Linked DNA regions of Mus musculus: region 1 is linked to region 2. Evidence: chromatin loops called from intact Hi-C (ENCODE). Cell type or tissue: left cerebral cortex. All regions are shown on one strand. Links, peaks and the distances in the headings refer to the core of each region. The heading gives the core; the rest is flanking DNA.

Evidence for each region. Hi-C counts contacts between places; a loop is a spot of excess contacts. Peaks named below come from ENCODE experiments on the same cell type or tissue, not always from the same donor. Only the 100,000 strongest peaks of a DNase experiment are listed, where the experiment ranks them.
Region 1: it touches region 2 in a loop (2.4-fold over the local background); 5 of 42 quality-filtered maps call a loop at or near these places.

The regions. Positions count from the first base shown.
Region 1 is chr3:129,989,915-130,002,626 of GRCm38, reverse strand. Sec24b (Sec24 related gene family, member B (S. cerevisiae)) reads left to right here. Exons shown (of 24, transcript NM_207209.3): 10 at 213-322; 11 at 3,003-3,115; 12 at 5,828-5,946; 13 at 6,231-6,286; 14 at 6,507-6,713; 15 at 8,235-8,358; 16 at 8,739-8,897; 17 at 9,479-9,652; 18 at 11,186-11,296; 19 at 12,157-12,332. Among named protein-coding and RNA genes, the nearest start is that of Mcub, 26 kb to the right of the region's middle. In left cerebral cortex, for the core only: no CTCF peak of the experiment used is centred there; DNase peaks (open chromatin) are centred at 3,950, 4,293, 5,084 and 6,348; H3K27ac peaks cover 1,078 bases.
Region 2 is chr3:129,910,382-129,922,704 of GRCm38, reverse strand. Mcub (mitochondrial calcium uniporter dominant negative beta subunit) reads left to right here. Exons shown (of 8, transcript NM_025779.3): 5 at 3,959-4,119; 6 at 5,563-5,766; 7 at 6,886-7,002; 8 at 7,519-7,745. The coding sequence ends at 7,596. It overlaps Casp6 (caspase 6), which reads right to left. Exons shown (of 7, transcript NM_009811.4): 5 at 12,007-12,182; 6 at 10,431-10,587; 7 at 8,593-9,373. The coding sequence ends at 9,132. Among named protein-coding and RNA genes, the nearest start is that of Gm40150, 10 kb to the right of the region's middle. In left cerebral cortex, for the core only: a CTCF peak has its summit at 4,072 (motif pointing left); DNase peaks (open chromatin) are centred at 4,070 and 6,700.

The DNA.
Region 1 (12,712 bases), core at 2,660-10,659, 77 kb before region 2:
GTCCCCCACTCCCATGTCCTGTGAGGTTTATTATTAAGATACAAGTCTAAGAAGAAAGGCAACCTGTGTCCTGCCTGGTTCTCTCAGAAAATACCTTTTATTTTAAGAGTGTTAAGGGTTTTCTTTTTTAGTAATCTTCATAAATATTGGTGATAAAGATGTTCAACTCCCAGTGTGTTGCTAAATATGCCTTGGATTCTTATCTCCTGTAGTTCCAGAAGAGTTTTTGTACAACCCCCTGACTCGGTCTTACGGAGAGCCTCATAAACGGCCAGAAGTCCAGAATTCTACTGTGGAGTTCATCGCATCCTCAGACTACATGGTAACTATTCAGTGTCCCGGTTGGCTGTGGGACACAGTTCAGTGAGTCAGTTCTTTTAAGTAAGTTCTCATCCAAATTTTGAAGTTTGCATTTGTAAGATATTAATATGAGAGTTTGTCTGATTTGGTCTGCTTGCTAAGAAACGTTAGCTATGGCTTATGAACGAAAAGCACCCATAGCCACTTGAGTGTGATGACGTACGGAGCTGGGATATAAATACTTCTATCATGTACAGTTAAGTGACCCAAATAGAAGAAAACTAGTGTATATTTTTGCCCAAAACAATAGTCTTAAAATTATCACCATCTTTAACGACTCCTCCAGTGCAGATAGTGAGATGGATGGCTGACGTGTTCAGTTCTTAACTTCAGTCATAAAGTTCTGTTCTTTTCTACTTAGAAAACTAGGTTTTACAAACTATTTAAAAATAGATTTTAGGTTTACATAATGCTCATCTTTGTTTTCTCATTTTTATTAAAAATAATAGTAACACACACACACACGCACACCATCACTCATTTTTACTCTGGTTGCTGGCCATTTGAAGAGCTGCAAGTGAAGAGAGGTAGCCAGAACAACTAACTGAGGCTTGGTAGATTTTTGGTGCTGCCTCGTTCGTTTTTGTAGAGTTGCTGATTAGCTTAGCCGACTGAACTGTGGCTTTCATGTCAGGTTCTATCTCAACTCCACCAAGTTCTCTCTAGAGCTTGGAACTCGCGTACCCTCGGCTCTGGAGTCCTTAGAATCTTAATCTAGGTGCAGTGCAATCAGCTGTCACCTTTGCTGTATGATTTCATGACCTCTGGGTGACATTTCTAAGGAAGCCTTTATGGACCGAGTCCTGCTCAGTGGTAAAGCTCTTGCCTCACATTTGTGAAGTCCTGGGTATAATTCCCCAGCACAAGGGACCTCACAAAAAAGGGAGAGAAAAGGCTCTTTATGCCCTTGTATTACTTTCTGTGACTCAGTTCAGTAAGCCTTCCTGTACATAATTTGAGCGTATAGATTATTAACAGAAGTAAACATATGTTTAACATCCTGTCCACCCACTCCTCGTCCGCTTGCCCCTTCCTGTGCTAGAATATATTCTAATCTGGAGGATGGAGAGCGAGCTCAGGGTAAGAGTGCTCACTGCGCAAGCGTGAAGACCTGCATTCAGCTCCTGGTACCCACATAAAAGCTGGGCACAACCTACAGGCGGCAGTTCTCGGTAGTGAGGAGGGAGAGCCGGAAATAGGAAAACTACTGGGCTCACTGACCAGCAGCCTCGCTCCAGGCTTAGGGACAGAGAGTGATAGAGCACGACAAATCAGTGACACACACACTCAAACAGTCACACACTTTCACACATACACACTTAGCACTTACTCTCATATACAGTTACACACATACGCACTTTCATATATACACATACATTGACACACATTCATACATATATACATACACACATTTACATATACTACCCCCAGATTTGTTTGTAAACATAAAGTCTTGTAATCTGAGACCCGCATCCTTTTCCTCTTGTATGTGTCACCATGTTTCTCTAATAGATGAGAACTTACTGTGAATGGTTATACTGTTTACCATCATAGGAGCCTTCTTTACATGTAGCCGTAAGCTTTGGGATTCACCATCAGGTTATCTAGTAGCCGATACTGATGGCAGATTGTCAGACTTTAGTGTTGGGGCAGGGGGTGGATGTGCAGTGAGACCAGAAGAGGGTGCTTGGAACCACTGAGCCATCTCTTTTAGGCTCAGCGTTTTATTTTATCTTTTAGTAATAATAATTTGTTTTAAAGAAGTATTTATTTATTTTATATATGTGAGTACACTGTCACTGTCTTCAGATGCACCAGAAGAGGGCATAGGATCCCATTACAGATGGCCATGAGCTACCATGTGGTTGCTGGGACTTGAACTCAGGACCTCCGGAAGAGCAGTCTGTGCTCTTAACCGCTGAGCCATCTCTCCAGCCCACCAATATTTTATTTTTAAATAAAAAAAAGTTAAATTAGGAGCTGGAGATGTAGTTTAGTGATAATAATCTGTCTAGGATGTGCAAAGCCTTAGATTTAATTCCTAACAAAGCAAAAAGTAAAAAGTTAATTTAAAAATTAAAGTTCTAGGGGTTGGAGAAATGGGTCAATGCATTTATTGCTTTTACAGAGGACCAGAGTTTGGTTCCCGGCACCCATATGGCCACTCACAGCTGTCTGTAACTCCAGCTCTCGGAGATCCGATGCCCTCTTCAAGCCTCTGAGGGCACCGCATGAGAGTTGTTTACTTAGAAGTAGGCAAAAACACTCCAGCACACAAAATAAAATCAAATAAATTTAAAAAATGTGAATAACCTTTAAAATTGTATAAATTTTTTAGGAATAAATAAATATTTAAACAGGTTAGCATTATATAACAATAACCCATCATGTTTTTACTTTAGAAGACACGTTAATCAAGATTCCTTAAAAAACAAAACAAAACAAAACAAAACCCCTTAGCATACTTAGCCATTACAACTGCCTTTCGTTCTAATCTCACATAAATGTACAAGAGAAATAACGAAGGCCATGCTGGTCTCATTAGGTTCCATGTAGTTTTGTGCAGTAAGTGACCCAGTGACGATAGTGACCAGGGCCTAAAGGAAGTGCGGCTGCTAACCAACTGTTTTCCTTCCCCACAGCTCCGGCCTCCTCAGCCCGCGGTCTACTTGTTTGTTTTAGATGTGTCTCATAACGCAGTGGAAGCTGGGTATTTGACAGTTTTATGCCAGTCCTTATTAGAAAACTTAGACAAGTAAGAATTTTTTTATTCATATGTGGGCATATAAGCGTGTGCATACATTTGAAGTTGTCTTTTACATTTTTTTTTTTTTTTTTTTGCTAAATTTTGTTAGATTCTGCTGTATTTACCTAACTTTATAAAATAAGAATTCTGTTTCTTGAGTTGTTACGTTTTAATAACTGGCGTGGTATCTGATTCACAAAATAATAAATGCTGTTGAATTTTATCTATCCCTCTGACTGGCTAAGCTGAGCACTGAGCCAGAGAGACTGTGTCAGGAGTTGTGATGAGACTGTCACCAGGATGGTTAAATCTGAGGGATGTTAGGTCGAGTGACATCAGAGCAGGCACTGCCATGTGGTTTCAGTCCCATCTGGGCTGATGGACCTATAGATCTATAGATCACAGCTGATCTGTAAGTGGGGGGCTAGCGGCTGGGCTGCCTGGGCAGTAGGGGGTTGGCATGAAAGGATCAGGCCTTCACAGCTGTTGCTGAGTTGGTGACTGGCTAGGATGTTCCTGAAAATATTGAGTTAAGTATTCTTGCCAGGTGTTGACAGTATCTATTAATTAGCTAGATTTTGTTTATTCCACAGTGTGGGTGCATCTCCAGACATTTAAAATACAAATATCTATAGACTCTAGCTATAGTTTATGGCTGTACAAGGCATTTTTTCACAAGCTAGCTGTATTGTATGGTGAGAGACTGGTTTGAAGAGAGGGAGGTAGGAGCTGAGTTTGTGCTGAAATCGTTCGGAAGCCAGAGAGTGAGCTCTGCATACCCACCCGTGCATGAGCCACACGCTGCTGCCTCGTGGAAATTGGAGCAGAGTATATATAGTGTCTTAACTCTCACCTGCTTGTCTGCCAGCAGATGTGAAGGAGTCTGTGTTCCCCCTGGGCTCAGGGCCCCTGGAGGTACTTGAGTAGTGGAGCAGGTTCCCACTGTGTCTCCTGCTCCAGCAATCCATGTCCTCCATTAGTCTCAGGAAAGTACGAGGAGACGGCCCTGGTTATTCCAGTGAGAAGTGACTATTTATAGATTAGATGGCATAAAATTAAAAGGGCAAAACTGAGAATGGGAAAGAGTTATTTTTGCTTGGTTCCAACAGAAAATAGACCCTGGGAGAGTGAGGGCAGAGCTAGCCTGGAAGCACATCCAGCGCTGTAGTAGCCCATTTCCTGAAGTCCAGCGCTCTGCAGATGCTCCTAAAAGAGAGAACGTGGGGGAGGTCAGGAGTCTGACTCTGGTTGCTGACTAATGCCATCAGACTTCTGAACTTCTCAAAGGAGTGCATATTAATCTCTAGAGACAAGTCTTGAGCAGTATCGGCCCCTGAATACTGTGTTTTTGACTGGCCTTGAGACTATCTGAGCAAACACATCAGTCATCCGTAGCAGGAGGAAGGGTTGTGCTTTGGCACACGTTCTGCTGTTGAAGATTTGCATAGCTCAGTGATGTGTACTGCATGCGTGCCTGGGATGCAGGGAGAGCAGGAGAGGGCATTGGATACCCAGAACTAGAGTTAGGATCTTATCAGCCTCTATCAGTTTAGGGAACCACACTTGGGTTCTCCCCAGGAACAGCAAGTGCTCTTAACCACTGAGCCATCAATAACCCTTGGAATCATTTGTATTAAAAAAAAATATCCTAAGGCATTCTAAATCATACCCTATGTAACCACATGAACACAGCTGGGCGGGCACACTTGGAGATGCACTTCTGTAATGACGGAAACTGAGGGGCGAGTGGCAGGCGGGCTGCATTCTTGGGGCCGTGGGATTGTTTTGAAAACTGAGTTCTTTAACAGACAACTTCCTGGTGATTGATAATAATCATTTTGATGTTCATAACTAATTTTTGTTTAAAATTCGCCCCTTAAAGTCTAACAACGTTGTTAGTGTTTTTACTGAAAAACCTTTTCCTGAAAAGTATTTCCCAGAGAGTGCATTCAGCCCTGGGTTTGCCTGCCCTGGAGACTGTGTCTGAATATGCAGATTAGTCATCCATTTCAGGAGTCAGCACTTGCAATGTGTTATACTACTGTGTGGTACTAAGACAGAAAATAAGAGCACATCTTTATTTAAGAGTAAGGGTAAGATGTGGTGCCTCACTCCTGTAATTTTATAATTCAGCACCTGAGTCAGCAGAGCCACAAGTTCAAGGCCAGCCAGAGTGACGAAAGTCCAGGTCTCAAAACAAAACAACCAGCACTTTAGGCCAGTGGTTCTCTCGCTGTGGGGTACAACCCCTTTGTGGGGTCAAACGGCTCTTTCTCAGGGGTCACATATCAGATGTCCTGCATATCAGATATTTACATTACAATTCATAACAGTGGCAAAATTACAGTTATAAAGCAGCAACAACAATATTTTACGGTGGGGTCACCATAATGTGAGAAACTGTATTAAAGGGTGCAGCCTTAGGGAGGTTGAGAACGCTGCCTTAGGAGAAAGTCGGCATGCAATGTTGAGCTTCTAGAAAGCACTTGAGTTCTGTTTGTTCTTCCCTGAAGGCTAGTTCGCCTTCTGAGCCCAAATTAATGTGAGTGTTCCTGCCTGAAAACAAGACACTGAATCTGTCACTTTCCTGTGTGTGGTTCATATTCCTGTCCCCTGTATGAAGTCATGTGCAGCTACTCTGCGGCCTAATGTGCTGTGTCATTGTTTTGTAAACAATGTGACTGGACACTTTGAATTTCAAGTTGTCATTTTTGTCACAAGGCTTCCTGGAGATTCACGAACAAGAATAGGATTCATGACTTTTGACAGCACCATTCACTTCTACAATCTACAAGAAGGGTTATCCCAGCCGCAGATGTTGATTGTATCTGATATAGACGGTAAGCGGCAGCGGGGGAGTCTCTGTAGCTGTGGACTTTACCGTGGGGTCATGTGCTGTGAGCATGATTTGGTATACCTTGGAAATGCTTGGTTCTAACTTTTTACGTGTGTGTGCGTGCATGCGCACGCATGCATTGCATGTGTATATATGAAGCATATGGAGTATATGTATTTACTAAGGCAGAATTCCAATATGCATGGCAAGTGTCTTTGTAGAACCAACCCTCACTACTTTCTGATGTTCTCCCGACTGTGTGCTGATGGAGTGTTTTTGTCCCTGTAGATGTTTTTCTGCCCACGCCGGATAGTCTGCTTGTGAATCTGTATGAAAGCAAAGAGGTGAGATTAGTTTGTTTTCTCAAAATGTCAAGACACTTACTGCCTCAGCAGTTTCGCAGTAAGCTTGGTTTCCTGGTGCAGTGCGTGAGACACTGGAGGGAGGAATCTAGTGAGCCTCCTTCACAGCCCAGAGACGCAGCTGCCGTGCTTTACCCTGGAGTGTGCTTGAGAAGAAAACTGTCCCGCTGTCTCAGTAATTCACCCTCCACTCTTTCCTCAGCTTATAAAAGACTTACTGAATGCATTACCAAGTATGTTCATCAATACCAGAGAAACACACAGTGCCCTTGGACCTGCACTTCAGGCTGCCTTCAAACTCATGTCTCCCACGGGCGGCCGCGTGTCTGTATTTCAGACACAGTTACCTTCCTTGGGGGCAGGACTTCTGCAGTCCAGAGAAGATCCGAATCAGAGGTCGAGTACCAAGGTATTGTATGTCGAGTGTTTGGATCATAACCACGGGCGTTCTCTTTCCCCACAAAGTCAAGTCATCTGTGTCCTCGTCATTGCTTCATCGGCGGTGATAAATAGCCAGGAAGAATTGAAGCCACATTTCCTTTATTTGGGGGTTAGGTGTATTCTTCTTCTTACTCAGTTAGCAGCCATAAATTTGAGGAGCGCACGTGATGAGCATTGGGTGTGGTGGTACCCTGGTACCCATCTGACCAGCAGACCTGCAGCTCCTCTAGCCTCGTTTGCACTCATACCCACACACTAACAAGATCAATTATTGTTTTAGTGTTTAGAAACCTACCCTAATCCTTTTATTTACAGATGAAAAAAAGTAGTGTCTTGTCAAAGGTTGGATGGCTTTTTAGAGATCAAACTGTGGCTTGATTTTCTGTCCCCAGTGTCATTTATTTTCTTTCTTTTTTTCTTTAATATATTTTTTATTGGATATTTTATTTACATTTCAAATGTTTTCCCATTTCCAGGTCTCCCTTTTAGAAACCCCCTATTGCGTCCCCCCTCTCCCTGCCTCTATGAGGGTGCTCCCCCACCCACCCACCCACTCCTGTCTTCTTGCCCTGGCATTCCCCTACACTGGGCATTGAACACCCTCAGGCCCAAGGGCCTCTCTTCCCACTGATGTCCAACAGGGCCATCCTCTGCCACATATGCAACTGGAGCCAGGGGTCCCTCCATGCGTACTCTTTGGTTGGTGGTCCAGTCCCCAGGAGCTCTGGAGGGATTTGGCCAGTTGACACCCAGTGTCATTTCTGTGATACAAGTGGAAAACTTAATTAAGCTATTATAGCTTAGTGTGCTTGTGAGTAAACTTAGATTGCAGGGGTAACAATTCCTGTGTAAAAGTTAGGTGGAACAGAAAAATGTAAGCAGCACCACATGTGTGTGTTATTGTTTAGTTTACACACGGACAAACGTACTTTGTCTTCACACACACAGACAGTTAACCTGGGCCTTTTGATTGTGATCTCTGTGTAATTTAGTGACGTGAGTTCCTCAGGTAACTGTCAGGGCTGGGAGGGAGGCCTTCAGCCTTCCCCACCAGTCGAGTGACAGGATACGGCAATGGTCACTAGCACTCACTCTCATCAGTCTGATGCTATCAGTCGGCTCAGTGTTCTCATCTGTGGAAGATAAATATTCAAAGTCATATGGATTGTGTGTTATGAGAATTGATCATTCAGTTTATATAAAATAGCTAAGGCAGTGAGCCATGAACATTTGTTTTTTCTTCTAGAGGTGAAGGTGGTGAGAATCCCACTCATTACTTTCTGCCTCAGTTTCCAAAGTGTTGGGTCTGACCCATGTTCCTTGTAATGCCTTTTTAATAAACACTGGGTTTTATTACTCTTAGAAATCTGGGCCCATACGCTATTGGTATATATTGGTATATAATGGAATAAAGTATATATCCTCCTTGTTATCAGAGAGACATATACTGTGTGCATAACCAAAGGCTCTTTATGATCTGCTGGCTTAGGTGGTGCACCATCTTGGCCCTGCAACCGACTTTTATAAGAAGCTCGCTTTAGATTGCTCAGGGCAGCAAACTGCAGTGGATTTGTTCCTTCTAAGTTCACAGTATTCTGACCTTGCTTCTCTGGGTAAGACAATGTTGTTATGTTACCTACGTAAACATTCTTACATGTAATTAAAGCTGGGCTCTTCAGGAAGCATTCTTAGTACTGGGGGAGACAGGCAGATGGATCAGATAGGCAATATTTGTGACGATTACCAGTGAACTCTAAAGCCAGTAAACATGAAGAAAATGCTCTTACTCTGCTTTGTAGCCCTTAGCCATTCAGCAATGAACTTCAGTGTTTGCCATATTTTATGAATGTTTCAGGCTACAGTTTAAACTGCTCCTGTCTGTGTTGGGCTTATTCATAACAGATTTTTTTTCATAATTTGGTATCTGTACTACTGTTAAGCAAGTAAATTATCGTAATTGTCTAGCTAATACTTGATGTATTTCTCTCTAAAGCTTGCATGTCCAAGTACTCTGCAGGGTGCATATTCTACTATCCATCTTTCCACTCTACCCACAATCCTTCGCAAGCAGAAAAGTTACAAAAAGACCTAAAACGGTACCTCACGAGGAAGATTGGATTTGAAGCTGTTATGAGAATAAGATGCACTAAAGGTATGGCTCTGGGAAAAGTGTGTTCCTTACATTCCTGTGTCAGTCAGTACGCATGCTCAGACCCATGGTGACGATGGTTTATCATAGAGGACTTCCTGTTCGATCCAGCAACCCTGTTTGAAATACAGTTAGGAGTAATCTTTGACCACCTCCGTTTAATAACTAGAATAAGGGGATAAAAGCAACATTTTGGTTTATTGAAGAAAAGCAGGAGGAAAGCACGTGACGAATTGTTTGAGAGTGACGTGACAGTGGGGAGAACAGGAAAGGGCTTAGCTGACGTTTAGCTGATAGTGTCCTTGGGGTACCAAGTGTTTGGGGGTAATAATCTCTGGGCTCTAATCTCTCACTTTACACCCAACATAGGGAAGCCTCGGTTTCTTCGTTTTGTGTATTATATTTATGTCTGATCTAGACTTGCATGTAGACTGTGATGGTACGTCTAGGTATAAATATAGGTGGACTACGTAGGCTCCCTTTAGAGAACGGGTGGGTTTGTTTAGTTAGAGCATCGGCCAGCGGCTCGGGCTGCGGGGAGGGTGTTGCTCGTGCTGTCTCAAGCCCATCCCCTTTCCCCTCAGGGCTCTCAATGCACACTTTCCACGGGAACTTCTTTGTCCGCTCCACCGACTTACTGTCTCTTGCCAACATCAATCCTGATGCTGGGTTTGCAGTACAGTTGTCAATCGAAGAGAGCCTGACAGATACTGCCTTAGTGTGCTTTCAGACAGCCCTGCTGTACACATCTAGCAAAGGTAATGTTCTCCAAACTGACATGGCTTGTGGCCATGGGTCCTCTTTCCACTTCCGTTTTAGTAGAGAGAAAAGCATGTTGTGCCGTGAGGGTGATGGCATTTGTTGTAGGTGACTGTATGTTGTTTCTTTCTCTTCATAACTCACATTTGAATCCTTACATAATACACCTTCAAAATAGATTTGTTACTTATGTATGCATGCCCGAGTGAGTTTATGTGTACCACATGCAAACAGAGACTCAAGGGGGGCCCAAAAGAGAGGGTTGCATCTCCTGGTCCTAGAGTTGCCAGTGCTTGTGAGCCAGCGTATGGGTGCTGGGAGTCACCAGGTCCTCTGCAAGAGCTGGAATCACTTTTAACCACCGAGCCACCTCTCCAGCCTTGTTTACAGCGCACTTACACGGATTTTTGTTATGTTTAGTTACTCTGTGTGGTGTACTCAGGAGCAGGAATGCCACAGTGTGCACGTGGAGGTCAGAAGGCAACTTGCAGGCATCAATTCTTCCTTTCACAAGTGACTCTCAGGGCTCAGACACAGGTCCCAGGCTTGACAGCAAGTGTCTTTACCTGCTGAGCTGTTTTACCAGCTGTGAGATTTTCTTAGTTGGTAGAAAATTCAATTTTCATCATCATGTTTCTCGCAAGCACAGAGGCCGCCGTCCTTTGCATTGGGATAATTGCATAATTTAGAACAACATTACAGTGAAACTAGAAACTCTGGAGAGGTGGCTCAGCATTTAAAGCCCTTGCTGCTTCCAGAGGCTGGAGTTCTGTCCCCAACACCCCATAGAGCGGATCACAGCTGTCTGTGGTTCCCAACACCCCATAGAGCGGATCCAACACCCTCTTCTGGCCTCTGTGTGCACATGCACACGTGTATGTGTGTATATATGTGTATGTGTACACACACACACATATATACATATTTATACATATGTGTGTGTATACATACATACATATATATATACATATATATATAGTTATTACAAATAAAATCTTTGTAAAAGATCAAAGCCAACTAGAAACTACCGTGTAAGATATATGTTCATAGTTTACAGGATTGGAGAATCTCTTTTAGATTTATTTTATCCTATATGTGTGAATTTCTTGTCTGTGTGTATATACGAGCACTATATGCTTGCCTGGTGCCTGTGGACGCAAGAAGCGTGCATTAATTTCCTAGGACTGGAGTTACAGACAGTTGTGAGTTGCCATATTGGTGCTGGAAACTCACCCTGGGTCCTTTGCAAGAATAGCAAGTGTTCTTATCGTCTGAGCCATCTTTCCAGTCTCTGGGGAATATTTTATTTGAAGCATGCTAATTAGACTGGGGGTGTTGCTCAGTGCTATAGTGCTTGCCCAGCAGTTCCTAGCACCAAAAACCAATAAAAGAAGGCGCTCAAAGAGTATTGAAGACAGCTCTTTCTATTCTAGCGTGTTGGTGCTGGTGCCAGAACAGCCGTGCGAGTGAGCTGGTGATGCTTGCTCTCTCTTAGCCTCGTGTGCTTGACCGCTGTGCTTCACTTTGTTTAGGCGAGCGGAGAATTCGAGTGCATACACTGTGCTTGCCAGTCGTAAGTTCCCTCGCTGACGTTTATGCAGGAGTGGATGTGCAAGCCGCTGTCTGCCTTCTCGCCAACATGGGTGAGTAGCATATGATAACACGGGAAATGCCTAACCTAACCTAAAACCAAGCTGGGGACTTTCTACTTTTCTTTTTTAAAAAAAAAACTATAGAAATCCCTCAATTAAAAAAAATTTCAATGCATTTTTATCTATTACAGGATGAATTAGACTGTTCTTACATTTAAAAATTAGTTCCTAGATTAAATCTATTGGGGGATTGTGGTTTGTAAAATACAGGATCCCCTTCAGCTAATATGTAAACTGTCCACGTCCACACTGTAGACCACACGTCCACACTGTAGACCACACATCCACACTGTAGAATACAGCTCAGCTGCGAACAGGAAAATGCAAATGTGACTCCAAATGCATGACCTTCAGTAGAAGGAAACTTATGGAGAACAGATTGCCAAGACAGGGACAGAGAACTTTACTGCCTGGTGATTGGGCTGTATTTGGCACGTAGCTGCTGTAGAACTACACTCAGAAAAGTATATTTCACTCTGAAGCTTAAAGAAGCCTTCAGCATTAATATATTGCAGAGGGTTTTGTTCTTAATGTGTTTTCTTTCATGGATAAACATGCAGTGAACCTTGCTATTTCTCTCATACACTAGAAAGCAGCCATTATTACTAACTTGATGCAGAATTATAATAGCATTGCTGACAGACACCTGGTCGTCCCACCTCACTGGGCAGCACTAGGAATTGAATCAAGGACACAAGGGTTATGTCACTGATCCACACTGCACCTCCTCCAGGATTTTAACATGTAGAAGGAACTCTGCACACGTGTGTGTGCACGTACATGAGCACACACAAGAGAGCACTCCCTGGAGCCCAGAGGCTGAGCACACTCTTGCTTTGGTTGCTTTGCAGCTGTGGACCGCTCAGTGTCATCGAGCCTGTCGGATGCCAGGGATGCCCTGGTGAACGCTGTGGTGGATCCCCTGTCTGCCTACAGCTCCGCCGTGGCAAGTGTGCCCCGCTCCACCCTGACAGCACCAAGCTCACTTAAGCTGCTCCCACTCTATGTTTTGGCACTTCTTAAACAGGTAGTTCGTTCGTTCTCTCCCTCTCCCTCTCTCCCCCTTCTTCCCTCCCCTTTCTCTGCTCTCTTAGCTAGAGGATTATGTACTTTGGCGGTTAAAGACTTTTGAAGACTGGGGGAAAATGTGGGATATGGAGGTGCTCAGAGGCAACCCTGACCCCTGTCAGCATATGTCCTTCGTCCTTCATTTGAATGAAAAGTTTGAATTATGACGTGGTCAAAGCCAGCCCTTCTCTGCTAAGGGAAAGGTCTAAGGTTTACTGACTGTGTTTCTGTCCAGTGTTGTATTCTGTTAACGGCATTGTGAGATACAACAACCTGAAGATTGTTCCTGTTTTTCCCGCAAGAACAGGATAGTTGAGAGAAACTAATTTACTTTCTTAC
Region 2 (12,323 bases), core at 1-8,000:
GTATAACCTAGGACCACCTGTCCAGAGGTTGTATCACCCAGTGAGATGGGCCTTCCACACCAACCGTTAACCAAAAAGATTCCTCATAGTCTTGACTGATAGATGCATTTTTAATTTGAAGCTCAATGAGGAAAACGGCCCCAGATGGTTGTTGCTTGTGTCGGGTCCATGCGAGATCTAAGCAGGGCAGTGCCCTTTCTGGTTGATACTTTCTTTTCTGCTTGGTTGAGTCTGCTGGCGATGCGTTCCTAAATGTTTTGGGTTTTATTCACTGAAGTTTTCATTACCAGTATTTCTGGGTTTTTTGTTTCCCACCCTTCGAAATCCTCCATCTCCTTCTACCTTGCTGACTTTTATCCACATCGTTCATTTTCTTCTCAGTTATGCTGAATTTCCCTCTCCAAGTCCTAGATTGAATTCCAATGCATTTGTGTCTTCTTCAAGTCTTTGTTCATTTTTGCCAGATGGCTTCTGCATTTCTACCGCTTTACCCGTCTCACCTGTCTCAGAGGTCAGTAGAGGAGGAGCTATGATCCCCTGCAGGAGTCTTGTTGCCTGGCTCTTCCAGTCTCTTGTGTCTTCTGTGTTGCAATTTGTACATCTTTTTGTTGTCTCTTCCATTTATTATGTCTTTGGATTGTTTCTTGATTAACCTTCCCAAGACCCTGAACGCACACCGCTGCCCCCAGCAGGACTCAGCAAAGAGGAAACCCCTGGGTATTTTGGGTTGAGGTAGCTTCGGCTCCCTGCCTTCAACCTCTCCAGGGCTGGAGCTGTGCTTGGCTTACTTCTCTGCATCACCTTTCTTTTCCCTGACATATATTCACTTCCTTTATGGAGTTCCAAAATCTTCCTCTGTTGCGAATAGTCTATTGTCCCTTAATCTGACCCTGCGCTGGCTCACACAGAAGCAGGCTTTAGTCACAATGTGATCTGAAAGTTCCCTCTTAACTCTGCTAGTCCCTGAACAAAGACAGGTTTCCCTTTCATTGTCTTCTTCAGTGTTAGCTTTCACTGTAGGGGACTTTGTTCCCCTTCTTGTTGGATCTCGGTACCTCCCTCCCTCCTTCTCTCTTCTTAATTCCTTTCTCTCCTTCCTGTTCTCTGGACCGTTTTTTTCTGGTTCTTTCTCTGCACATTCGTTACTGCTTTACAGAAAACCTGTCCTTTGCTGAAAGTGTTCATCAGACCTCAGAGCTTTCTTCTTTCCCTATTTGTAATCTGGATTTCCTTCCCTTGTCAAGAACTCACACAGGCCATTGATTTACGACTGTGGGGATGGAACCCATTCTCATTCGATTTTAGAGGAAATGCTTTGCATTATTTTTCCTTGGTATAACCTTAGCTATCTGTTGCACAGAGCTTTTATTATGTTGGGGCTAGAACCCTCAGTTCCTTGTTTGTTCAAGGCTTTTATCATGAAGAGGTGTTGAATTTTTCTAAATCCTTTCTCTCCAGCTATTGAGCCCTTGATTGAACTTGTATGCTTTTTTGTGCTTGTTGATTTCTGTTTGTGGATTCTTCCTTGCATATCTGAAATAAAAATCTATCTGACCATGATGTATGATTCTTAATGTGTTGCTGAATTTGGCTTCCACCTATTTTATTGATAACTTTGCATTTATGCTAGATTTTTAGATTAGATAATTAGATTAGATAATTAGATATTTTAAGTCAAGTCCTTATCTTGTTTTTTATTAGAGCAATATTGGTGATATGGAATGAATTTAGAAACTTTACTTCCCTATTTCATGGGCTAGTTTAAAAATCACCAGTGTAATATATTTGAAAGTAGAGTAGGGGGGCTGTTGAGATGGCTCAGTGGCTAAGAGCACTGACTGCTCTTCCAGAGGTCCTGAGTTCAATTCCCAGCAACCACATGGTGGCTCATAACTATCTGTAATAGGATCCAATACCCTCTTCTGGTGTGTCTGAAGACAGCTACAATGTACTCATAAACATAAAATAAATAAATAAATCTTAAAAAAAAAAAGAAGAAGAAGGAAGAAAGCAGAGTAGAACACAGCAGTAGATCTATCCAGCCTTGAGCTTTTCTTTGTTGGAGACTACTGCTGATTCAATCTTATTACTCATTTTAGACTGGTTTATTTATACCTCCTTCAATATTGGTAGGTCATACATGTCTTGAAATTTATCAGTTTCTTCTAAATTTTCCAATTTGTTAAAGATATTCTGAAAGTATTCCTCACTGCGTCTCCAGATGTCATTTCTATGGTAATACAGCTCATTTTTGCATTTTATTGTTCTCTTGATTAATTTGGCCGAAGGCTCGTCAGCCTTGTTCTCCCTTGTGAGGACCAACTTGTCTCACCAACCCATTGTTGCTCTGGCCTGGCTCATGAATCCCACCTTAGTCCTTGTTGCTTCACATCTACTAACTTTGGGTTTATCTTGTCTCTGTTCTTCTAAGCCCCAATGGATAAATTACAATGACATGTGTGACCTGCCAATATTGAAACAAGAAGATACCAAGAGCCTAGAAAGCGGGTCTGTAATGAGCAATAAGATTGGGTTGCTTCTTTGAGACCTAACTTTTTAATGTGGTGCTCAGTTATGACCGACCCTGCAGCGCTCTATCCACGGTTCTGGGAAGCAGTGGTTTCATTTCAGCTGGCTGAGGGCCTCTCCATTTCCTCCCCGATTCTGTCCAAGGACCACTTACTATTCAAGCGTCTCTGGTCCAGTCTCCAGGGTGTATAGTGTGTGCTTTGCTTCTTACTCCTGGTTTCTAGTGTAATTCTACTGTAATCATTATGATCGGGTAAGCTGCAAGGAATTCTTTCTTTTTCCTTCTTTATATTTGCTAACTCTTTCTCTTTAGAATAAGTGGTCTGTTTTAGAGAAAACTCCATGGCCTGGCCAAAAAAAAAAAAAAAAAATGTATACCCTATAGGTTTTGAATAAAATATTCTATGGTAGAGTTTAACTTTGAAATGTCTACTGACTTTTTGGATTAATATGGCTTTTTGATTAATATGGATTACATATAAAATTCAAAGACATTCACATACCCATAAACACCACACACACACACACACACACACACATACACACACACACACACAATGTGTGTGTGTATGCATGGTGAGGTTGTAAAAATATGTTTTATACAATTTTTTGAGGCAGGTTCTCATTTTGTAGCCAGGACTGGAGTTATGAGCTATGTGACCTGGCCTGGCCTTGAAGTCATGGTGACCCTCCCATTACTGTATCTGGACTGATCTGCCCCTTGTTGCCCAATGGTGTTTATGAACCTGGGTGCATCAATGTTCCATATATATATATATGTATATATATATATATATATATATACATATACATACACACATGCACATATATGTGTGTGTATATATAGATATTTGTAATTATTATATCTAAATAGATTGTCTCCCTTATTACTATATAATGATTTCCTCTGTTCTTCCTAATTTTGGTTTGAAACATGCTTTGTCCTATCTCACAACTGCTCTGTCAGATCCTATAGCTCATGTCCTATCCCATACTGCTGTCAGATCCTATAGCTCAGGGGCTGCTCTTTTGTGTCCGTTCATTTTTCTCCCCATGTACATCGTTGCCATTGAGGTTTCTTGGAAACAGGTATTGCTTTTAACCCATTCAGCCCATCTCCATCCTGAGACCACACACATGCCCATATGTGATGTTTTTAAAGCCACCATAAAGTCACAATACGAAAGGATACAGGAACATCTGACCCCCAAAAGTTGAATTTTAAACCCACTCTCTGGTTACTTACCACTACAAATTGACTTTGGACGAGACTGGTGATCAACTAAATCCTGGTGGACTAAGGAACAGCGGGGGCAGGCCCAGACCAGAGCTCAGCCAACCAAGCTCAGGGACTCAGATTTCATGGCCTGGACTTACCTAGAGAAAAACCGCGTGGTAAATGCCTACGGTCTCTCTTACCTTTTCTCAGAAGAGCCAAGTGGAGAGCATATGACTGAGTTGGAAAACACCAAGTCCTTGGTTCACAGACTATTCACTATCCTGCATTTAGAGGAGATCCAGAAGAGACGAGAGCGCCATCTGATGGCGAAGATCGACCACCTGCAGGAACAGCTGCGGCCCTTGGAGCAGGTGGGAAGGCTTCCTAGCCTGTCTGTGTGCAATTGACGCAAGCCTTTTGTTAAGGAGTGAGTGCCTGTCACGGGAGCGTTGGGGTATTTTGTGTATGCTTATTTTCTCCTTCAGTCTGAAAATGGGCTGTGAGCTGCGACCTGTGAGACGAGTACTATCTTCCTGGTTTTGAGATGAGGGCACAAGGCAACCGAGGTGTACAGCTAGTGTGTGGCAGGTGATCTGACCCAGAGCTGGGATCTTCTGCCTCCTCAGCATCACCAGAAGTCTCTGGACAGCAGACTGTTAAATGGGATATTGTAGAGTGCTACATCTCAGGTTTTATTTCTGCCTAAGAGAACTGTGGGTGGCAAGTTAGTAATGGCTCAAAACCTATGGGTCTTTTCTCCAAACTATGGGGGAAAACACAAACAAAAACCCTGATTGTTATCTATCTATCTATTGATTGATTAATTGATTGATTGATTGATGAATGGGGTGTGGTCATCTGTTTTAAGGGAAAACTTGAATTCTTTAAGCTGTAATTCCACTTATAATATTTAAAAAATGGTTAGAGGTAAAGGAAAGGGGAAATGGGGTGGGGGGAGTTTATGGAGGGGGAATTGGGAAGGGGGACAACATTTGAAATGTAAATAAAATAATTTAAAAAATGGGTCTTCGTGTATGACTTGAAACTCTAGAAATGCAGTAATTATCTCCAAAGGCACTGGGAGAACGGTAGAGATGCACTTTTTTGGTTTTGTTTTTTCTGGATTATTTACCCACGTTTTGCTTTTTAAGAAATGATATTCTGGGTACGGTGGTGCCTGCCTTCACCCAGCACTTGTGGGGCAGAGGCAGGCAGATCTCTATGAATTCAAACCCAGCCTGATCTGCACAGCAAGTCTGGGGAAGACAGCTCCATCTACGAGATGACCCTGCTTCATTTCACAGGACAGAGTGCATCTCTGCACAGAGTGCCTGAGAGATGAGTCACAGAGTGGCCTTGGAGGGACAAAGAAAGAGGCCCAGGATTTCACATGGGTTTCAAAACCAGCTTATAGGCTTCTAATTGTAAACCTCTTATAGTGTTCATGGGTTTTGGTTTTGGTTTTTGAGACAGGGTCTCTCTGTGATCCTGGCTGTCCTGTAACTGTTTACCAGGCTGCCCTCAGACTCAGAGATCCTCTTGCCTCTGACTTCTGAGTGCTGGGATTAAAGGCATGTGACACTACGCCTGGCTAGTTTGTTTTCGACGAGCAGATATTACCTTTATAACTTAAAAATGTTAATGTACTGATTTGGAAATAAGCCATTGTTATATATTTCATAAATGTCATTTTTCTACCTACATGACCTCTTCAAAGCAATGCAAAGTGTTCACTGGTTCAACTGCTTCTTCTTGGTTTTGTTTCTCCCTTAAGTTGGCAAACTCATAAACCGAATGGTTTTCCCTTCCTCCAGGTCAAAGCTGCAATAGAAGCCCGGTCGGAAGCCAACACCAGTGGTCTCCTGTGGGCCGGCTTAGCTCTGCTCTCCGTGCAGGGCGGGGCGCTGGCCTGGCTTACTTGGTGGGTGTACTCCTGGGATATCATGGAGCCAGTTACCTTCTTCCTGTCGTTTGCGAATTCCATCGTCTTTTTTGCATACTTCATCATAACCCGGCAGGTGGGTAGTTAGGAAAATGGTAAGTCAGAATGGCTTTCTAAAACAGTTGTTCTCAACCTGTGGGTCATGACCCCACAAGACCCTTTCACAGGGGTCACCAAAGATCACTGGAAATATCGGAGATTTACATTATGACTCATAACTAGCAAAATTACAGTTATGAAGTAGCAGTGAAAGGAACTTTACGGTTGGGGGTCAGCATTACACAAGGAAGTGTATTGAAGGGTTGCAGCATTAGGAAGGTTGGGAACCTACTGGTCTAAAGCTTCGTCATCCAGGCAGGCAGTGTCTTGGTTAGAGCTCCTATTTCTGTGATGAAACACCATGACCAAGAGCACCTTGGGGAGGGAAGGGTTTACCTGGCTTATATACCCTAAGCCAGTCCTCTGAGGGAAACCAAGGCAGGAACTCAAACTGGGTAGGGACCTGGAGACAGAGGCTGGGCAGAAGCCAAGCGGGAATGCTGGTTACTGGGTTGCTCAAGTGCTTTCTTACAGCACCCAGGACCACCAGCCCAGGGGTGGTATTGCTGGTGCCGCCCTCAATTGAGCCTAGCCCTCCTGTATCGCTAGTTAAGAAACTGCCCTACAGGCTTGCTGATAGCCTGATCTAGTTCTCAATTGAGGCGCCTTTCTCTTCAGAGGACTGTAGTTTGTGTCAAGCTGACATAAAACTAGCTTGCCCAAGCAGCAAGCAACAAACCCTTTTATTTCCTGAGTCTTTTAAAGTTGTTCACAAGGTTGACTGGAGTCTTTACAGCATCAAAAAAAATTAATTCTTACAGATGAAGGAATATAAACACATGAACTCCTCCGTTGGGATAAATGAGTCATGTTCCCTACACATTAGTCAACGACATCGAACTTGGGCTACAAAAATTAGTTATTCTCAGTAACTAGTTTTGTGCCAAGGTTGCCAAAGCATCCCACTTTCGCCAGAATGTACATTTTCTTGTCCCAGTTTGTCTGCCTGTAAGAGGTGCTCTCAACTCCCATCATGCCCTGCTCTGACGGCCACTGTAGATACCTATGGCCCTTCCTCTCCCCACTTTGCCACGATGTGGCTGAATTAGTATCTTCATTTAAACGATGATGCTCCGCCGTCTCCTCTCTCCTTCAGAACTACACATACTCATCCCTCCGGAGCAGGCAGTTTCTTCAGTTCTTCCACAAGAAATCGCAGCGGCGGTGTTTTGATGTGGAACAATACAACAAGCTAAAGGAAGACCTTGCTGAGGTACCTTACTGAGAGCACATATCTGAGCTGGTTCTGTTTGGGAGACAGGGAAACGCGTACAAGGCTGAGATTTTTTTTTCATGGATTGTTTAGCCAATCTTTGGGATTGATTTTTGTTTTTTTTTTTTAAGAATATGAATTGGGGAAAAATGGCGAAAGGGAATTAATTCCCTGGTACTTTATGAAGCCATAAACTCATCTCTTAAAAAGGGATCCATAAAGCTGGGTATAGTGGCTTAGACCTTTGATGCATCCCAGCACCAGGGAGTTCTTGGTGAGTTCAAGGCTAACCTGTCTACATATTTAGTGTCAGGACAGCCAGAGATTTACAATGAGGCCTGTCTCAAAAGAAACAACTGAACAAACAAAACATCAAAAGATTCCAACAGGCATTGACCTCAGTGACTTCAATGTCTTCTTGCCCCAAGGAGATGCTGAACATGTACGATTCCCCTCAAACATCAATGCTGATGTCTCTTATTTTCTCTGACCTTGAGCTTTCCCCCCTCACAACAGGCTACAGAATCCCTGGAAAGCGTGCGCCGCTCCCTCCGCTTGCGAATCCAAGGAGAGGAAGCCAGCGAGAAGAACTAGACACACACTTTAAACTCAGCAGGCGATGTGCTGGTCTGATAGCTTACCAACTGGATGTTTTTAAGGTCTTGTTCATTTCCGCTTGACGTTTTCATACAGTTTGGTTAATAAATTTGTGTGAAACAGCAAAGTATTCATTGACAACCGCACTCCAGCTGGTTTGACAATCCGTGTGTCCTGATGTGTCAAATGGCCTGTGCACCCCAGCAGGGCTGCAGCTACCCAAGCTCCTCCCCAGCTGGCTACACATGGGGGGAAAATGATGGGCGTTAAAATGGCCAGCATTGGCATGCGTCCCCTTGGAGTACAAACTTGAGCCACAGCGTGAGACCCAGTCTCAAGAAATAAAGTTCACGTTAATAACAAGAACCAAAGTCTCACGCTGTGGCTCAAACTTGTACGCCAAGCAATCCTCCTGCCTCAGTACAGGTGTAAGTCCTAACGCCCGGTTTCTTTTTGTTTTTTACTGTGCAATAGTTGTATGGCCATAACACTGTATCGACGGTACAAATGCCCCACTAGCCATACTGGTTCCTCCTCAACTGCTGGCGAAGCAAGGCACCTAAGGCATTGCTTTTATACCAGCAAATTACGTATTCCTGTTCTCAAAGCCCCACTAGAACCCTTAACCAGCAGGTTAGTGACGAAATATTAGGATTCAAAAATGTGTATGTTAACAAGAACCTTAAAGGAAAACTAATTATACTGTTAATTCAATCGTCTGCTAAAAATGTCACGATCTTCAGTTTTAGGTTACTGTAGCATCCCATTTTGGTAGATGTTTTGCCTACAGTGGTCAGGACTCACTGCTTGCTGGCCTACAGTGTCATGTAGTACACATGACATGGCTAGGTGTCATGTCACATGTCTTTTTCAGGTAGCTATCACTGTGTATGTGCCTATAGGGGTTGTATGTACCTAGAGTGGCTAATTATTACTATACATGTGCCTGTATGTGGTTACATGTCACTATATACTATATTTCATCCTCAGAGTGCCATAAAATAATTCTGAAAGGTTTATTGTTTCCAAAATGGGAATTAAAGCCACATATAAAGTTTACCTTGATTAGAGGTAAACAAGATAGTAAATGAATACATGACCAAGTCAAATAGGCCCACTATAAATCACATAAACATAGGAATTAGAAAGTGTCAATGAGTTCTTAGACATTTTATTACGCGAAAACAATCTCAGTCTAGAGTTTCAAAAGTCTTTACAAACATTATACAGTAAACTCATATAAACAGTGTCACAAAAGGGGAGGCAAAGTAGTTGGTATTTAGAGTAATCTTACAGTTTACTAAAAATGTAATAAATGTAGTAGACATTGATGCATAGTAATTTCCTGAGGATTATTTTTAGCCCTTCCACCACGTCCAACATGATTGAAAAGTAACAAATATAAAACATTACTTTTCTATGGCATCTACAAAATTGAAGCAGTTTACATTGATGGGTGAAAGTCTTCCACCAGCTGGCCTTTGTATAAAAAGGGAAATGTGTGTGAAATATATGTAGCAAGACAGATGGCCCTACTTGCTAGGTTTGGGACAGAAATGCAGCTTTTTGGTCAGCATTGAGGCGAAGCAGGGCACCTGCTTCTTGCCGATTGCATCCGGGTCTTTGCAGAAGTCCACGCGGCGCTGAGAGACCTTTCTGTTCACCAGCGTGAGCAGCTCCGTGAACTCCAGGGAACTGCCGTACCTCGCCAGCATCTCACACAAATCCTGAATGTACCAGGAGCCATTCACAGTTTCTCGGTGAGAGTAATACCCTAGAACGAGAGAGGGGGTGCCTCATGGTCACGGAGAGACACTTAGGATGAAGTCAGTTACAGAAATGACAGCTCCCAAAAGTCCCTGAAAGACTAAAGCATGCTGCTCATGGTGTGGTTATGATTCTTCTACATCGCTTAAGCTAATATAGGAAAACATATTAATTCTATGGTTTTACATAAAGGATTAATGAAATTTGACAGAAGCCATCTAGGAAAGGCTATGGCAAGTGAGTGAGTCTCCTGGAGATGGCCCACTGTTATTTACATGGCTGTGATGGGCGCCCTCTGGAGAGGCACAGCCCCAGAAACTTCTCCCCAGGATCGCCTCTCTCCATGCTGATATGCCTTTCCAGACACTATCACTTAGCCCAATGATTCCTGGGCATCAGCCCACCCTACTGGGCAAATTTCTTGCAGATCAACATGAAGATGAACTTTCATGAAGTAATGCTGTTAAAATGAATTAATGACTTTATAGCATTCCTGATTTGGTTCAAATAATTTTAGGAAAAAAGTTGGGAGAGAGAGCCACCCTCCCAACCCCCACTCCCACCCTAATAGGCTGCTATCAGCATGACCCTAACTGCCAATGCCATACCCTTTTTTGCTGCCTGCCTCAGTTTACCCTGTGAAGCCAAAGAAGGCTTTTGACAGAAATTTTCTCTACTTTCTGAAAAAGCAAACTAGAACAAAATAATACCCAATGAATTTGAGATCAGAGATTAAACAACAACTATTTAGATTGAAAGCAAAGAATCTAGCAAACTATTTTTCAGCAAGGCTTTCCACAAATATATCAAAGGGGTGCTGCCACGCTATCACCAAATGACAGCAAGCTGCTAACAGCCAACACAACTACACAGCTGCTGTTGTTATTCTGTAAGTTATTTTACATGTCATTCATCAATCAGAAAGGACCCCTTCACTGTGATTAGGCCTGTGGCTTTTTAACAGAACACAGTGATTCAATTGTGGAAAACCACTCCAATTCAAAGGTGACAGGCTTAAGCCAAAAGTACAGGTCACCGGCTCCCATCAGCCTCTGCTCGCTCACCTTCTGCGACAGAGTAGCACATGAGGAAGTCTGCCCCTGCCGGCAGCGTGTACACGGACGCAGCATCCACCTGGGTCACGTTGTCCAGCTTGTCTGTCTGGTGATCCACCATGTCCAGGGGAACCACGGGTACGTCATGCTGGCTACCCCGACAGGCCTACAGAAGAGAGGGGAGAGGGCACGTTCTCTGCCTGCCACCTTGTTACCGATGCTTGATGTGCGGTGAGAGTATGTAATTCAGCATACCTCCCGTGAGAACGGAAGCCGGGTGAGCAACTCAAAAACGAGGCAATCAGGCTCTGAGAGATGCAAGCTAACAAAGCTGATTTCTCAATGATGTTTCCTTTTAGACAATGTTTATAAAACCTGGTCTAACCCACCCTGCAAATAAATATGCTGAATGGTATAAAGAACTATCTCCCTTCCTTACCTGAATGTTTTATTCAATCAGGTAATTACTCCAATTGACCACTGAGGTCACAATCTGTCAACATTTGAAACAGCATTGACTCAAGAGGTCAGCTATGCTCTTGCCTTTGCCTTCTCTTCCCACTGTATTTTTAAAATTATGTTTTAAAAAGTATGTATCTACGTGTATATCTGTGGCTGTGCACATGTGAGTGCAGGTGCCCCCGGGGGTCAGAAGACGGTGTTGGGTGCCTTGGAGGAGGGATAGGAATGCAGCTCCCCTGCAAGAGCAGCAATATGTGCCTTCGTCACTGAGCCACCCCTCCAGCTGCAAGCGCCCACCTGCCCGTGTGCGCCCTTGCCCTCTCCCTCTCTCGATCTCTCTCCAGACGACCATGTTCCCACTTCAAGGTGAGTTCTAAATTTATCTCTATTCATTTCGATTGAGAAGCTAGTATTGAAGTTTTTTGCTTGGCTTGAGGGCCTCGTGGTTGCTCGTCCAGTGCTCGTCTACTGAGCTACACTCTGCTCCTCGGGGTTACAGGCTAAACCGGGCTCCTGCCTCAACTTCACATGCTGAAGCCTCTAATACCAGATCTGTCATGCTCCATGCTCCAAACACTGGTTTGTTTGTTTTTTTTTTTTTTCTTTCTAAAACTGTCTGGCAGCTTGGAGAAGTGTAAGGAGATGAAGCAGGAGAAGATAAGACTGCTTCCTCCCCCATCACCTCCCCTGGCTTCCATGCTCCCACAGATCCGAGCCCAGTGTAGCTAGGCTGCCTTCTAGGGTCCTGTGCAATCCACGTCCAGTGGCTCCTCCTCCAAACCCAGCCCAGCCACACAGAGGTGACTATCTGTCATACCAAATGTTAATCACTTTGATTGGTTGGTTTTTCAAGAAAAGGTGGCACTGGCTGGCCTAGAACACACTCTATAGACCAGGCTGCTTGCTGGGGGGCCTCGAACCCATAAGCTTGGGGATTAAAGGTGTGCTCCTGCCCAGTTCAAAACACTCTTATAATAAAGAAACGCCAACAACTCAAAGTACAACTCTAGTTGACCAGGATTCAAAAAGGGCCTTTCTAATTATTAGAGGAAATTATTTTAGGAATTGACTTTTTAACCTTTTTAACCAACACACAGAGTTTTATAGCTGAGATCAGTCTTACCTGGATGATAAATATCTTGGGTTTTCCAACCAGGCTCTGACACTTGTCTCCTTTGAACAAGCCAGTCAACGTCTGAATTTCAATTTTGGCGTCGTATGCGTAAACGTGGTTGCCTTCCCCATGGCTCAGGAAGACACAGATGAAGCAATCGGCATCTATGTGGCTTGAAGTCGACACTACAGATGCCCCCAGGAACACACGCAGAGGTGAAAAGGAGAGTTTGTTATCCACACGTGGAATCACAAGTTACAGGCACGAGAACAAAAATACACTTACATAACAGCAGGAGAGGGGCCTGCTTCAAAAAGTCAAACTTC